Regions from separate parts of the Homo sapiens genome. Here regions 1, 2, 4 and 5 are each linked to region 3. Evidence: chromatin contacts called from ENCODE Hi-C or POLR2A ChIA-PET data. All regions are on one chromosome and are shown on one strand. Each heading gives the region's core, a stretch centred on a gene start or an enhancer-like site at or near the end of the contact. The rest is flanking DNA. Distances are from core to core; before and after follow the strand shown. Region 1 holds the start of ANKRD52 (ankyrin repeat domain 52). Region 2 holds the start of PAN2 (poly(A) specific ribonuclease subunit PAN2). Region 3 holds the start of NACA (nascent polypeptide associated complex subunit alpha). Region 4 holds the start of SPRYD4 (SPRY domain containing 4). Region 5 holds the start of NXPH4 (neurexophilin 4).

What was found. A loop is a pair of places that touch in the nucleus more often than their neighbours do. ChIA-PET counts read pairs that join two places held with the same protein, here RNA polymerase II (POLR2A). Pooled maps may share reads with other maps.
Region 1: a loop to region 3 is called in a pooled map, with 6 times the contacts of the local background. The contact joins the promoter of ANKRD52 here to the promoter of NACA in region 3. A Hi-C loop is called at or near these places in 1 of 37 single-sample maps with no recorded cell type and 7 of 50 pooled maps. POLR2A ChIA-PET finds 5 or more read pairs at or near these places in 2 of 52 experiments (T-cell and activated CD4-positive, alpha-beta T cell).
Region 2: a map with no recorded cell type shows a loop between it and region 3 (11-fold over the local background). The contact joins the promoter of PAN2 here to the promoter of NACA in region 3. A Hi-C loop is called at or near these places in 3 of 37 single-sample maps with no recorded cell type and 8 of 50 pooled maps. POLR2A ChIA-PET finds 5 or more read pairs at or near these places in 4 of 52 experiments (T-cell, activated CD4-positive, alpha-beta T cell, activated CD8-positive, alpha-beta T cell and 1 more).
Region 4: a loop to region 3 is called in a pooled map, with 14 times the contacts of the local background. The contact joins the promoter of SPRYD4 here to the promoter of NACA in region 3. A Hi-C loop is called at or near these places in 12 of 50 pooled maps. POLR2A ChIA-PET finds 5 or more read pairs at or near these places in 8 of 52 experiments (CD8-positive, alpha-beta memory T cell, H1, HEK293 and 5 more).
Region 5: a loop to region 3 is called in a pooled map, with 3 times the contacts of the local background. The contact joins the promoter of NXPH4 here to the promoter of NACA in region 3. A Hi-C loop is called at or near these places in 1 of 37 single-sample maps with no recorded cell type and 5 of 50 pooled maps. POLR2A ChIA-PET finds 5 or more read pairs at or near these places in 2 of 52 experiments (A673 and T-cell).

What each region holds. Positions count from the first base shown.
Region 1 is chr12:56,256,959-56,259,658 of GRCh38, reverse strand. It overlaps ANKRD52 (ankyrin repeat domain 52), which reads left to right and starts at 1,275. Exons shown (of 28, transcript NM_173595.4): 1 at 1,275-1,416; 2 at 1,748-1,831; 3 at 2,298-2,376; 4 at 2,574-2,644. The coding sequence starts at 1,390. RefSeq lists silencers at 1,017-1,076, 1,087-1,636, 1,657-1,726 and enhancers at 1,787-1,836, 1,917-1,966, 2,273-2,700.
Region 2 is chr12:56,332,672-56,335,371 of GRCh38, reverse strand. PAN2 (poly(A) specific ribonuclease subunit PAN2) reads left to right here and starts at 1,372. Exons shown (of 26, transcript NM_014871.6): 1 at 1,372-1,510; 2 at 2,164-2,559. The coding sequence starts at 2,278. RefSeq lists enhancers at 935-1,104, 1,022-1,241, 1,367-1,536 and cis regulatory regions at 1,451, 1,436-1,467.
Region 3 is chr12:56,723,896-56,726,595 of GRCh38, reverse strand. It overlaps NACA (nascent polypeptide associated complex subunit alpha), which reads left to right and starts at 1,297. Exons shown (of 9, transcript NM_001365896.1): 1 at 1,297-1,333; 2 at 2,073-2,144. The coding sequence starts at 2,075. RefSeq lists enhancers at 1,222-1,351, 1,442-1,491, 2,551-2,670.
Region 4 is chr12:56,467,284-56,469,983 of GRCh38, reverse strand. It overlaps SPRYD4 (SPRY domain containing 4), which reads right to left and starts at 1,406. Exons shown (of 2, transcript NM_207344.4): 1 at 1,308-1,406; 2 at 1-945. The coding sequence starts at 1,392. The coding sequence ends at 407. RefSeq lists enhancers at 559-688, 1,109-1,158, 1,479-1,658, 1,669-1,738.
Region 5 is chr12:57,215,392-57,218,091 of GRCh38, reverse strand. NXPH4 (neurexophilin 4) reads right to left here and starts at 1,298. Exons shown (of 2, transcript NM_007224.4): 1 at 1,066-1,298. The coding sequence starts at 1,122. RefSeq lists enhancers at 38-644, 645-1,253, 1,401-1,900 and a silencer at 1,276-1,735.

The DNA of each region.
Region 1 (2,700 bases), core at 26-2,525, 470 kb after region 3:
GTATTTTCGCCGGGTGCGGTGGCTCACGCCGGTAATCCCAGCTCTTTGGGATGCCGTGGCAGGTGGATCACCTGAGGTCAGGAGTTCGAGACCAGCCTGACCAACATGGTGAAACCCCCGTCTCTACTAAAATAAAAAATTAGCCGGGCAGGGTGGCGGGCGCCTGTAGTCTCAGCTACTTGGTAGTCTGAGACAGGATAATCACTGAACCCGGGAGGCGGAGGTTGCAGTGAGCCGAGATCGTGCCACTGCACTCCAGCCTGGGGGACGAGAGTGAAACTCCATCTCAAAAAATAAAATAAAATGTATTTTTATTTTTTAATTTTTTTCCTCTCCCCTCAAGGGAGGATTTTTATATATAAAGCCTTGACAGGACGCCAGCATGCTGCACTTCGTCCATTTCGTGTTCTCTTCAATGTGTATTGAGTTGTGAAACTCTGAACAGGACCCTGGATCACCTTTTATAAATTGTATCAATTTTTCAATCTCCACTTTTCGTCTTCCTCCTTTTTCCGTTTCTGGGTTGAGATGACCTCCATTCATTTCTTCTCTAATTGACGGCTCTCTGGCCTCTCCATTGGAGGAGGGGAAGCGCCACAGGCTGTTCTGGGGAGAAATTGTTGAGTGTTTTCCACTTTAACCTTGCAATGGAATCAGTAAGGAGTTGGAAAATGCCCCTTCTGTTGGTCTTGGCGGCCTTTTCCAGCTGCCAGTTGTCATGGCCTCTTTGTGGGTGTTTTCTGCAGTAGAATCCTCCTTGGGGTTTCTCTGCAGTTTGAGCACTTTTGCTATTTCTTCTCTACCGAACTCACGCCTCCGCCAGTGGAGATACACGCTTTCCCTCCCTCTGGGGCTATTGCCATACATAATTCCCAGTTCTCCACCCGCCAGTTCCTCCTAGTCTGTGGGGGATTTCGGGGTGTGGAATCGCTGACGGGAGGAGTTAGCTCGGGCGGGAGCATTGTGGGCTGGGTAAGATCTGGCCAGCCGTTCGGTCCTCAGTTTGGGAAGCACCGCGGGACTAAGGCCCAGGTTTCCGCTAGGGTCTTGTGGGGAACCCCTTGGGCCGCCAGACTGGAGCGGAGAGCACAGCGCGGCCAGCTGCGTGAGCCGGGGAGCCGGCGCGCGAGTTCGGGGGTGCAGGGGCTGCTGGGGCCGCCAGGGTGGGGCGGAGGGCGCTGCGGCCGGGGTCCGTTTGCGCGGGGAGCGCCGGGACCAGGACGGCCGCCAGGGAGCGCTGCGGCCTCCAACTCGCCCGCCCCCCGGTAGGCGGGGCCGCGCTCTCCCTGCAGCCGCCACCGCAGCCGCCGCCTGGGCCGCTCCGTGTCCCCGGTGGAGCCGCCGCCGCCGCCGCCGGGAGCTCGATGCGGACGGAGCCCGGGCCGAGCCATGGGGATCCTCAGCATCACGGACCAGGTCAGCCCTCCTGCCCTTTCCCGCTTCCTCCTTCCAGGGCTCGGCGCTGCCGTCACGCGAGCCCGGGGATGTGCGGCCTAGGCTGGGCCTGAGCCCGGGGCTCCCGCAGCTCCCGCCCCGCCCCATGCCGCGCTCCCCTCAACCGAGCCGGTGTCCTTGGGGACCTGGCAACCGGCGGAGGCACCGCGGGAGCTCGCTCCAGCCAGAATCCCTAGAGTGGAGCCCCTCCACGGACGCCCCCCACTCAAACCTAGGTGCTCCCCCACCCCCACCCCCACACCGGTTCCGCTCCGGCTCCAGCCCGCTCTCAGAATGCCGGTTCTCTCTGCAGCCGCCCCTGGTCCAGGCCATCTTTAGCCGAGATGTGGAGGAAGTGCGTTCCCTACTCTCGCAGAAGGAGAACATCAATGTGCTGGTGAGTTGGGAGCAGGGAGGATGGCGAGACCGGAATCCTGGCTCCCGTGTTCTGGACCCCTCCCCACCGGTGGGGCGGCTCCGTGTCTCCTCTGCTCAGATGAGGCCGCAGTTCTTTCCATCCTGGAGTGAAAGCCTACTCTGCATTTGGGGATGGAGAGCAGGTCAGGCTTGAAGCCCAGATCACTTGGGCTGGGAATGCCCAGGAACGTTGTTCTCTTCTCAACCTCCGGAGTCTGCAGCGCCCCCACCCCTCCTGGAAAAAGGAGCCGGCTTCTCAGCCCATTGGCCCTGACTCCACCCTCCCTAGGTGCTTGCCTTTGACTCCCAATACCGGGACTTAGGACGCTGCAGAAACTATGGGAAGAGGTTGTGGGGAAGGGCCTGGAGCTCTGAGACTTGGGCTGGGGTCCTTGATAGCCCCCTTACCCCGCGCCCATACTCCCTGCTCTTTTTTGCCTTCCCAGGACCAAGAGAGGCGAACTCCATTGCATGCTGCTGCCTACGTAGGCGATGTCCCCATCCTCCAGTTGCTACTGATGTCAGGTGAAAGTGGGGAGCTGGAAGGTGTGGCACATAGGGAGCGAAGGGAGGGGAGGAGTCTTTTTTGATATTCAAGGATTGCTCTCCCCGGCTTGGTCCAGGCGAGGCTCCAGCTCCATTCAGATTTCCTGGCCTGATTACTGGCTTCCTTCATACCTCCTCCCCACCTTCCATCAAAATAGGAAATTATATCCCCACAGGTGCTAATGTCAATGCTAAGGACACACTGTGGCTGACCCCTCTTCATCGTGCTGCTGCCTCCCGAAACGAGGTATGCACCCCCACCTTCTATTACCCTTTCAAAAAGGATAAGTTGCTTAAAGGTGG
Region 2 (2,700 bases), core at 123-2,622, 390 kb after region 3:
CAGCCTCCCAAGTAGCTGGGATTACAGGCTCCCGTCACCAGGCCCGGCTAATTTTGTATTTTTAGTGGAGACGGGGTTTCTCCATATTGGTCAGGTTGGTCTCGAACTCCCGACCTCAGGTGATCCGCCCACCTCGGCCTCCCAAAGTGCTGGGATTACAGGCGTGAGCCACTGCGCCCGGCAGACATGGATTATTTAGCCCAGGTTATTAGGGATCTGTAACTCTCATGGGTCTGTTAAGTCTTTCTCAATTTGAGACCTCAAGATGGAGATTTCTTAAAGTGTAGGAACTGTCTATGTCTCTCAGCATCCACCTTTTTCGGAGATTCTATATCTAATGACCTGCGAAGTCAGATCAAATCAGTTTGAGAGACCATCTGTGTTTTTCTCTTGGTCTAGGCTCTAGGTAGGATCTCTGACTGGGTATAGGACCCCACCCCTCTGAGTCCTAGAAATTTAAATTCTTGGTTCCTTTAATGAAGGTCTATTTACCAGCCTTTATTGAGAGAAATGTTATAGAATTGAATCCTCCATGAGGAATGTCTCCCATCAGAGTCCCTTTATGTGGCCTTTAGAAACAGTAATAACAGCTGAGCTAAAGTGCTCTGAGACATCTCACAACCTAGACCCATTTCAAAGTAATTAGAGTTCACAGGACCCACGAATCCTTCAGAATAACAAGTCCCAATTTGCCATGCTCATCCCCCTCTGAGGGATAACGTCCAGCCAGCCTCAAGAGCTAGGGGAATTTGATAACCAGGGGCATCTTGTTACCCGGGAATGTTACCGGGGTCTCTGGGGAGGGAACAATCACGGATGGGAGTTTCAGATGGATGCCTGTAGAAGATGCAGCCACTTGGACTGTGTCAGGAGTCCGGCTCCCGCTTCCTTTTTTTTCTCTCCCATATCTGGAAATAATAGGAAATGCCAGCGAGTTTTGGGGGCAACAGGGTCAGAGGTGGCGGAGTGGCTCACTAGGGCACCGCAGGAAGAGGAGGTAGACTAAGCCCCGCTGGGAATACCCAACAGCGACTCCTAGTGCTTTGCCTTGTGTGTCCCTTATTTTAGAGTTCCTAAAGTTATAGAAAGCATAAAAGTTTGGTTTTCAAACCTAGACGTAATTTTGTTCAAGAAGACTAAAAACAGAGTTACTTTCTAACGCCACCCAACAAGTCCGGCGTCTGGCTGCGTTTGTCCCACCGGCGCCCCGTAACCTCTTTTTCCGGCGCGTGCGTCACACGCTCTCTCCTGGGGTCGCCGTACCTGGCTCCTTCTGATTGGCTTAGATGCGCCCGGAGCCCTTCTGATTGGCTAAAATATGCCCCGAGCCCTTCTTGATTGGAAGAAGCGCCTCGGACCCCGGTCCTTGGCGCCGTAGTGGTTAGGTTGAGCCCTAGGCGTGGGGGAGAACTGGGGAAACTGGAATTTCCCGCGGAGCTGACAGCGCTTGCGCTCCCCCTACTCGTTCTAATTCCACGCGCTCCAAAATATCCGCCATGGAGAAATCTTGGTAATGACCCATTCCCCGTAAGCATCCCAGGAACACATCTGACCCTTGCCCTATCCCCCTCCTCACCGCTGCCGTGGGAGAATTCTAGATAACCGATTTTTCTGGTTCCCCCAGAGAATTCTGGGTAACTAGCCGTTTCCGTCACCTTCCCCTGCCCCCGCCCCAATTGTGGGTAACTGGCCATTATTGTTTTCCTCTAGAGAATCCTGGGTAGCTATTGGAGAGGATTCTAGGAAACTGACTTCTCGTTCTCCCCACCGTCCAATCCACCCGTTTTCACCCCCAATTCTGGGAGAAAGCACCTTAAATCCCTCTACCTAACTCCAACCCCCGCAATTCTCGCTCCCTTCACCTGATGATTCAGGGCTGAACAAGGCAAGTGAGCAGTCCGAAGTGAGAAGAAAGGGAAGTCAAGGATTAGGTTAGATAATGGGGTGGTGGAGAGTACAGAGGGCCTAGCGGAGGAGGGATAGGGACAACAGTTCTACCACCTCCACCCCCACTGCCCATCCCTCCCCCGCCTGCTTCATCCTTTGGCTGGCAGTCTCATCCCTCATGCCTGCCTCATCTCCCTCCTGCCCCCATAACCTAGAAGACCCTAAGTACCAGTACCTGGGCCTACCCTTGACTCAGCTACCTCTTTCCCCTTACAGGCCAGGATGTCCATTCTAGGCCCATCGGTGCTGTCTTGCTGAAGGTTGGGTCAGGCATCTAAAGGGACTGTGGTAAGGGAGGGTGTGACACAGGTGTAAGCTGCCATCGTCATCATGAACTTTGAGGGTCTGGACCCTGGACTGGCAGAATATGCCCCAGCCATGCATTCTGCCCTGGACCCTGTCTTGGATGCCCACCTGAACCCAAGTCTGCTACAGAATGTGGAGCTGGACCCAGAGGGAGTGGCCTTGGAGGCTCTTCCCGTCCAGGAATCAGTGCACATAATGGAAGGTGTCTACTCTGAATTGCACAGCGTGGTGGCTGAAGTGGGTGTACCTGTTTCCGTCTCCCACTTTGACTTGCACGAGGAGATGCTGTGGGTGGGGAGCCACGGGGTAAGAACTGTACCCCTTTGTGAGGGTTGAAAGATGTTGAAGGTCTTTATCTGGTCTTAACCCAAGGAAGCTGCTTTGCAGATAGCCAGTACCGAGGAGTTGTAGTGATGAGACAGCTGGGTCTGGTTGGAGGGATAAAGG
Region 3 (2,700 bases), core at 48-2,547:
CCCAAAAACAAAACAAACAGGCTGGGCATGGTGGCTCACGCCTGTAATCCCAGTAGTTTGGGAGGCCGAGGCAGGCGGATTACCTGAGGTCAGGAGTTCAAGACCAGCCTGGCCAACATGGTGAAACCCGTCTCTACTAAAAATAAAAAATTAGCCGGGGGTGGTGGCACACACCTGTAATCCCAGCTACTCGGGAGGCTGAGGCGGGACAACTGCTTGAGCCCTGGAGGCGGAGATTGCAGTGAGCCGAGATCGTGCCACTGCACTCTAGCCTGGCCGACAGAGCGACTCAAAAAAAAAAAAAAAAAAATCCAAGAAGTGCCCAAAATAGCAAGCAAAGGAATTGTATATGTGCCTATGTTCTTTTTTTCTGGGAAGGAGAATCTGCAGCTTTATAATTTCAACATCGGCTAAATTGTCGTGAACCTAAAACAATCAAAAGGGCCGGAATCTATTTAAAGAGTTTATTCAAGGGCAGTGTGAGGATGGACCAACCAGAAAACCTCCAAAGAATGGAGTCAGCCTTCAGAAGTAGAGAAGTTACGATTTCATTTATTTAGGGAGACAGAGGAGTTTTTAGCTGGATTACGTTATCCATACAAGGTTGGAACATAATTACAGAATTTGGTTACAAGAAGTGTTTTTTTTGGGGGGGGGGCGGGGGTACAGCTAACATTGTTTTACGAAGAGTTTAACACGCATGAGTTGCTGTCATCTGGTGACATCGTTTGAGTCTCTCTAGTCATTGAACAGAACAAGAAAAATCGAATTAAATTTATAATCTGAACTGAAGTTATATGTGACCCATCACATCTCTCAAGTTTTAAAATGGGTTTTTTTGTTGTTGTTGATGGGGGGGGAGAGGGTCCAGCAGCTTTTAAATGTTTTCACATCGTGTGTTCCAAAAATAACTGGTTAGCCTAAGTCACTTCCACCCTCCAATGTTGTGAATGCAGTCTCTAGCATTCGCTATTTAATGTCTTCTTCCTGCACTATTTGAGAAATCGCGAGGTCGACTTAATACCGCAGTCGCCACTTCGCGGACCGGAGGGCGGAGTCTGCTTAGTTCTGAGGACTGCGTGGGTCCGCGCAGAGAGCTCCTGCTAGGCCTGCGCGTCCCGTTCTAAATTCTTACCCTTTAGTCCTTGTCACCACCCCCGCCGTGGGAACGGCCTGACAGTCACTCGTCAAAGGAAGTGGCTGCCGGCAGCTCTTGACCCGGAATCGGATCCTAGTCCCACCCCCTCCGCTCCAGGCTTCCTTCTGCAACAGGCGTGGGTCACGCTCTCGCTCGGTCTTTCTGCCGCCATCTTGGTTCCGCGTTCCCTGCACAGTAAGTACTTTCTGTGCCGCTACTGTCTATCCGCAGCCATCCGCCTTTCTTTCGGGCTAAGCCGCCCCGGGGACTGAGAGTTAAGGAGAGTTGGAGGCTTTACTGGGCCACAGGGTTCCTACTCGCCCCTGGGCCTCCGGACAAAATGGGGTCTGCGGTTGGTGTCCTGGCAAAAGCAGGGTAGAAGGGCTGCGGGGCGGGCCCAGAATCCGAGCCTGCAGAGATGGGAGCAGTTGCAGTGTTGAGGGCGGAAGAGGAGTGCGTCTTGTTTTGGGAACTGCTTCACAGGATCCAGAAAAGGGTAAGGGGTCACAGCCTTAGAACCTGTAACACCGTTCTCCCTGTGACAAGCAAGTGTTGGACTTAAAACACCGTCTTTCCCCTCCTGGTACCCCAAAGTCGGCAAACGTAGTCCAGGAGGCCCCAGCCCAGCCAGTGTGAGTATTAGGAGTGGAGGGGGTTCACAGTAGCGTCTGAAGTCTCCCATGATCGAGAGCCAGCCCGGGATCCTCTCCCTCGGGTTGAGAATGCAGTGGGAATTGCTGGCCTTGATAGAGGCGTGAGGGTCACATCATATTTACCTCTTATTCCCAGGTGCTTTGGGGAAGGTTGTCACCAAACACCCTCACGATTTTTTTCTAACAGCCCTCCTCGGAGTTTTTAAGAATACTTATCTCCGGGTTGGGCAAGTGAATGTATCCCAATCAATTTAGGCCTCCTTTTTATTCCCTTCCTTCAGAAATGCCCGGCGAAGCCACAGAAACCGTCCCTGCTACAGAGCAGGAGTTGCCGCAGCCCCAGGCTGAGACAGGTAGGTTTCCCTACCCTCCTTGCCATTAATTAAAATTAACCCTAAAGCCATTTGGTGGGCAAAATGACCAAGGGGAAATACACTTTTTAGGAGGATGGGGTTGCAGCTTTACCAAGGAGGATAGACCGTAAAATTACTATCCTGGAGATACTTCTTTAGGGATTTGGAGTAAAAATAATATTTTTAAGATTCGTGGACGTTAAAAGTACCCTAGCTTGCTTTCTATGTTATGCCTGTCGCCTCAAAAGAAGCTCTCCTGTGGAACCCCCACCTCACATAGGAAAACTCAGCAGGGAATGGGCTCAGTGATTCTTACCTATTGGAACTAGATGACACAGGCCAAGGAGCCCGGAGCATTTGTGAAACTCCAGCCAGCAAGTTGCATCAAGGTTTTAGTTAGCAGAGCTTGGCATTGTGCCTTTATCACATGTCTGGATGAGATGTGTGCTGGTGGTAAATGTGTCCTACTGGGCCCCAGAGTCGTCCTAGGTCGGATAACTTGTTTATGGGTTGGTGGTGCTGAGATACTTCTAGTGTGCTGGAATAGTTCCTGCAT
Region 4 (2,700 bases), core at 157-2,656, 260 kb after region 3:
CTGGTAGAGCCCCAAGAACAAGTTACATGTGGACAAAGGGAGGGAGAGGTATCATGGTGATTAATAAATTCAAACAAAGCTGAATGATAAGACCCCAGGATGGAATACAGTCTGAGAAAGGCCTGGGCAAAGGGAGGCAGAGGGACTGAAGGAAGCAGGTCAAGGAAGATACACCCATGGTAGCCTAGGAAATTGGCAGTAGTTGGTGGGTGGGGAAAAGGAGGGTTTGGCTGTATGCCTAGCTTTCACAAGGTAGGGGATGAGGAAGATGATCATGATATTGCACAGAGGACCCAACACTGAATTGTGGGAGCTAGAGGTTGCTTGAGGCAAAGTAAAAAGGCTTCGGACACTTTCAAAAGGAGGCTGGCCAAAGGCGTGATTAGGGACTCCAGTAATGGACATACTAGAGGCCCTCGGGCACCTCAAGCCCTGAATGGGTCAGCAGCTCCCCATCCCAGAGAGCAAAGGCAGGCACCACTGGACCCCGGAAATCTGTCTGTAGCGTGTGAACCACAGAGACCTGGCTCACATCCACCAGGCTCAGCTTCTGGGCCTCATACTCCAGCAACAGCCCCACCTTCTCTGGCTGCCCAATACCCTCAACTGGGGCTTTCTCGTTGGCCAACATGGTGTACCACTTGCGCTGGGCATAGGTGAACACCCAGGAACGATCATCAACACCAATGCAGCTATCCCGGGACATGTCCACATCTGCCACTCCTATCCGGAACTGCTGGGAGCGCTTCACTGTCACTTCCCAGTAGTGTCTGCCACTGGTGACCGCTGTGTCTGCCAGCACCACTGCCCACTCCCGGAAGCGCTCCACATTCAAGGCCACCTTGGTGGGCTCCAATCCCACCAAGCCATATTTGACACCCGTATCATCTCTGAAGAGTGCCAGGCTGCTGTGGGCGGTTTTTTCTTCCAGTTTGAAACTGACGCCTGCGGGCAGAGCAAAAAGACGGGATAATAACAGGGGCTAGAACCCTAGGGCTGGTGATATATTCAGATATGAGGCAGGCAGCCATGATACACGAGCAACTAGGGAAGAGTCAGAATGCCAAGCGGGCAAGAGAGTCGCGAGGTCGCTTTACTACGGATAGCTCACGGAGCTGAAAAACTCGGATTGAGTAAGTCCCGGAATTTAAAGAAACCAAATGGTATCACAGGTTTGGAATCTTAAGACCAAGGCAGGTGGGGAAGGAAAAGACCCGAGAGGGTTGGAGTTGCTTCTCGGAGTGGGGTCTGGGAATAATAGACGGCAGCCATTCTGGAGGTAAAAGAGTAAAAAGAGATAATCCTACCTCTCTGGGCCTCTGTGGAGGCAACTCCCAATCGTTTGGCTCCCCAGCGGCACAAGCGCAAAGAACGTGCAAAAAGCAGCGCCATCTTGCGCCTTGGATGAACCGGGCACGCCTCCCGCTTACAGACACAGCCATCTGCCCGCCCGCTCCCCTAGCACGTGGTGCGCGAGGGGCGGCCGCGCAGTGTTATGACGTAGGCGACGCCCGGGGGCGGGCGGCCGCCAAGGTAGTGGTTTCTGTTCTGTTTCTGCCCGCGGTTAATGCTGCTTATTCAGTTTTTCTGCGTAGACGAACGCTGCTCACATTTGAACTACGTAAAACTTTTAGAGATATAGTGTAGCCAGATGCTTAGAAGTATAGATTTTAAAATTAGACAGTACTGTAATTAGCTTTGATCCCGGCTTCACTGTGTGAGTTTGGGCAACTCACTCCACTTTTCTGAGCCTTAGTGTTCTAATTTATAAAATAGAAATTATATACAGACCTTAGTAATAATTAAGTGAGAATAATCTAGGCCGGGCGCGGTGGCTCACGCCTGCAATCTCAGCACTTTGGGAGGCCGAGGCAGGCGGATCACGAGGTCAGGAGATCAAGACCATCCTGGCCAATATGGTGAAACCCCGCCTCTACCAAAAGTACAAAAATTAGCCGGGCGTGGTGGCGCGCGCCTGTAATCCCAGCTACCCGGGAGGCTGAGGCAGGAGAATCGCTTGAACCAGGGAGTGGGAGGTTGCAGTGAGCCGAGATTCTGCCACTGCACTCCAGCCTGGTGACAGAGCAAGACTCCATCTCAAAAAATAATAATAATTAATCTAGATATATATTGGCAAATAGCAACCATTGGGTAATTCACAGTTGTTTATAATTAATAGTAAATACATAAATACTGTTAATGTTGGTTTTGTATGTTCAAGGCTAGGAACGGATGGTTTAACTCAGCATTCAGTTTTCTGAACTTAACCAAGAGTAGCAATATTTTGGTTCAGGGTATGAGGTAGGAGATTATGGACAGCCTATATTGAACATTTCGATCTGCATTCCATTTTATTTTATTTTTTGAGACAGGGTCTCATTCTGTCACCCAGGCTGCATGCAGCACAGTGGCGCAAACACAGCTCACTGCAACCTTCATCTCCGAGGCACAAGCGATCTTCCTGCTTCAGCCTCCCATGTAGCTGGGACCACATGTGCACGCACCATGCCCCGTTAACTTTTTTGTAGAAACGGGGGTTTCGCTTTGTTGACCAAGTTGTTCTCGAATTCTCGGGCTCAAGCCATCCTCCCACCTTTGCCTCCCAAAGTGCTGTGATTACAGGTGTTAGCCACTATGCCAGGCCTACATTTTTTTAATCAGTCCACTTCTCAAGGTTCTGCTGGCCAGTGCAATAGCAAC
Region 5 (2,700 bases), core at 49-2,548, 490 kb before region 3:
GTCACAGTTGGGGGTCAGAAAACAGGGAAGCCATAGGCAGGGGAGGCTGGTAGAAGGAAAATGGGGGACTGGGGCCTGGGCCCCCATTGCGGGCACACACCAGGGGCATAGGCAGATGGCTGCACTGTGAGGCAGGCACTGACACTCACTCATGCAAAGCCAACACCACACACCACACCAGTATACACATGTACCCTCGGCCCCAGTACTGGACCAAGCCTGGCTTCCCTGGACACATGCACACAGGTGCACACGGTGACCCACGCCCTCCACCCAGCACATATGAGCACAGCATGTTCGCAGGTTGAAGCCTCCAAGTCAGGAAGGAGGCAGATCAAGTCTGAGCTCCCTTAGCCTCTGGCTCTTCGCCCGAGAGCCTCAGGGAAAGAGGCCTTGGAGTGGGGTTGGAGGCAGGGAGGGCATGGGAGGAGAGACTCCCCTTCCAGACAGCCTCCCCCTTCAGTGGGGCACGAGAGGGGGGTGTGTCTGTGAGGTCGTGCAGGGGAGATGGTGTCTCCGTGGGAAATGTGATGGGAGGCTGGCTGTAGCCAAGTTCAGCCGTGTCTGCCTGAGTCCGTGTGTGCGTGTGTGCTCGGGCCATGGATGCTCCCGACACAGAGCCCACCTGGCATGGTGACAAGTGCAGAGAAGAGAAATGGGAAGGCGGGGGTGGAGGGGTGGAAGGACAGACAGACAGTGAGGCAGGCGAGCGAGACTGGCGCGGAAAGACGGCAAGGCTGACACCCTGCTGGCTTGTCTGTCTGTCTCGCACTCCCGCTCTGTCTGGCGCACTCGCGGGTCGGGCTTCGTCCCCTCCCCCGCCGCGCCTGAAGTCGGCTGCAAGGGGGACCTCCGCCCGGCACCCTCTCCAAGCCTCAGCCAACTTGCGCTAGGAGAGTGCCCGTCCTGAATCGGGCAGTCTGTCTGTCCGCTTCCCCCGCGCCGCGCAAAGTTGGGACGCTCGGAGCTGGGGGCGGGGCGGGCGCACGGAGCCCCTCGCACACTGGGACCTTCGCGTCCCGGAACCCCGCGCCCGCGCTAGCGCCCCAGCCCTGCCACTCTTACCTTCCTAAGGAGCCACGGGCCAAAGAGCAAGAGGAACCATTCCGGGAGCAGCCGCATCTTCTCTGGCGGCTGAGCGGGGCAGGCTGGGCGGGTCTCGGGCAGGCGGGAGCCAGGCCTAGGGACGCGGGGCTCCGGGCGGGCGGCGGGGCGGCTGCGGGAGCGGCGGGAGCGGCGGGAGCGGCGGGAGCGGCGGCGCGGCCCGCGGACTGGGCGCGAGGCGCGGAGCCGGCGCTGGGGGCGGGGCGCGGGCGGGGGAGAAAGTTGGGTCTGACTCCGCGGGCGGGGGGCGGGGCTCCGCGGCGCTCCAATCCCGGCCGCGCCCCGCGCGCCCCCTCCCGCCCAGCTGGGGGCACCGAAGGTGACTTTCACACCGGCACGCCCCGGACACGCCCCTGGCCCAGGTGCGAAGCGGAGGGGGTCGAGGGGCTCAGGCACTGGTCCCCCGAGAGGCCGCGTCTGTGCGCCCAGGAGGAACGGGGCAGGGCGTGGGGCTCTGGGCTCCGGGCCCGTGCACCTGGAGTGGGGGCGCCGCGGAGCCCAGCCGGACGACGCTCTCCAAGCCCCGGGCCTCTGCCCTGTTCAGGGCCAAGGTGTGTCGGGGCAGGCGCAGGGCAGGGGCCGAGGTGGGGACGGGCGGGGCCTCGGGCGGCTGCCGCCGCGCGATGCTGACGGGGATGGATGGGCGCCCCGCGGCTCATTCGGCCCGGAGATGAGAATCATTGATCACGGACGGAAACCCCATCACGTCTGTCAATAGGGCTGACAAACGGCGCCCTCCGCCCCGTCCCCGCCTCACCGCACCTCTGCGGTCTCAGGACCCCTCGGCTAGACCGGCTGTTCACCTTTGCCCCTGGCCCCCACCACTGACCCCCACGAGGCCCAGTGCGCCTCTGCATGGGGGCTGGGCAGGAAATCCCTCTCAGCGCCGCCTGCCTGGCCTCTTGGTGCAGTCTCTGTTCCTCCCCTCCCGCCGTCCCATCTTTCACCACCAGCTCTTCTAGATCCTTGTCCCCATTCCCTATCTCTGTCCTTGTCTCTGTCCCCAGCCCCAGCTCTCTGCCCCCATCCTCTTCTCTGTTTCTTCCTCGGTTCCCTCCTCCCCACTGCCTCTCTCTCTCCTGCCCGGGTGGTTTCAGCTGTCAGCTGTTGCTATGCACTGAGGCTGTGGCTGAGGTTGTGGTATGACCAACACCTAGACAGAGATAGGGACAAGCAAAGAGACTGAGAGACAGACACATCCCTTGAGAGCCCACCCCAGGGATGCACGCAGATGCCTTCACGGGGACAGGGCACACAGAGCGAAATACAGAGACAGGCGCACACCTAGCGGCACCCCAACACACAGAGGAGCACAGCAACAGAGGTGAGCACACCTGCACCCAGACGAGCACACCCAGACAGTTGCTCAGTGCGCTCACCCTCTCTTTGTCTTGGCAGAGAGCAAACACCCACAGAGGTGGACACACACACTGAGACATACACAGGTGTATGCTGTCACTGGCAGCCCAGAAGACAAGTGGGGGCACATACAAAGAAATGGACAGATAGATATGGGACGTGACAGCCACACACACGAGTCAGGAAAAGGACCGGTGCTGAGAGGACGAGGCAGATTCAGAGACACCCAGGGAGACA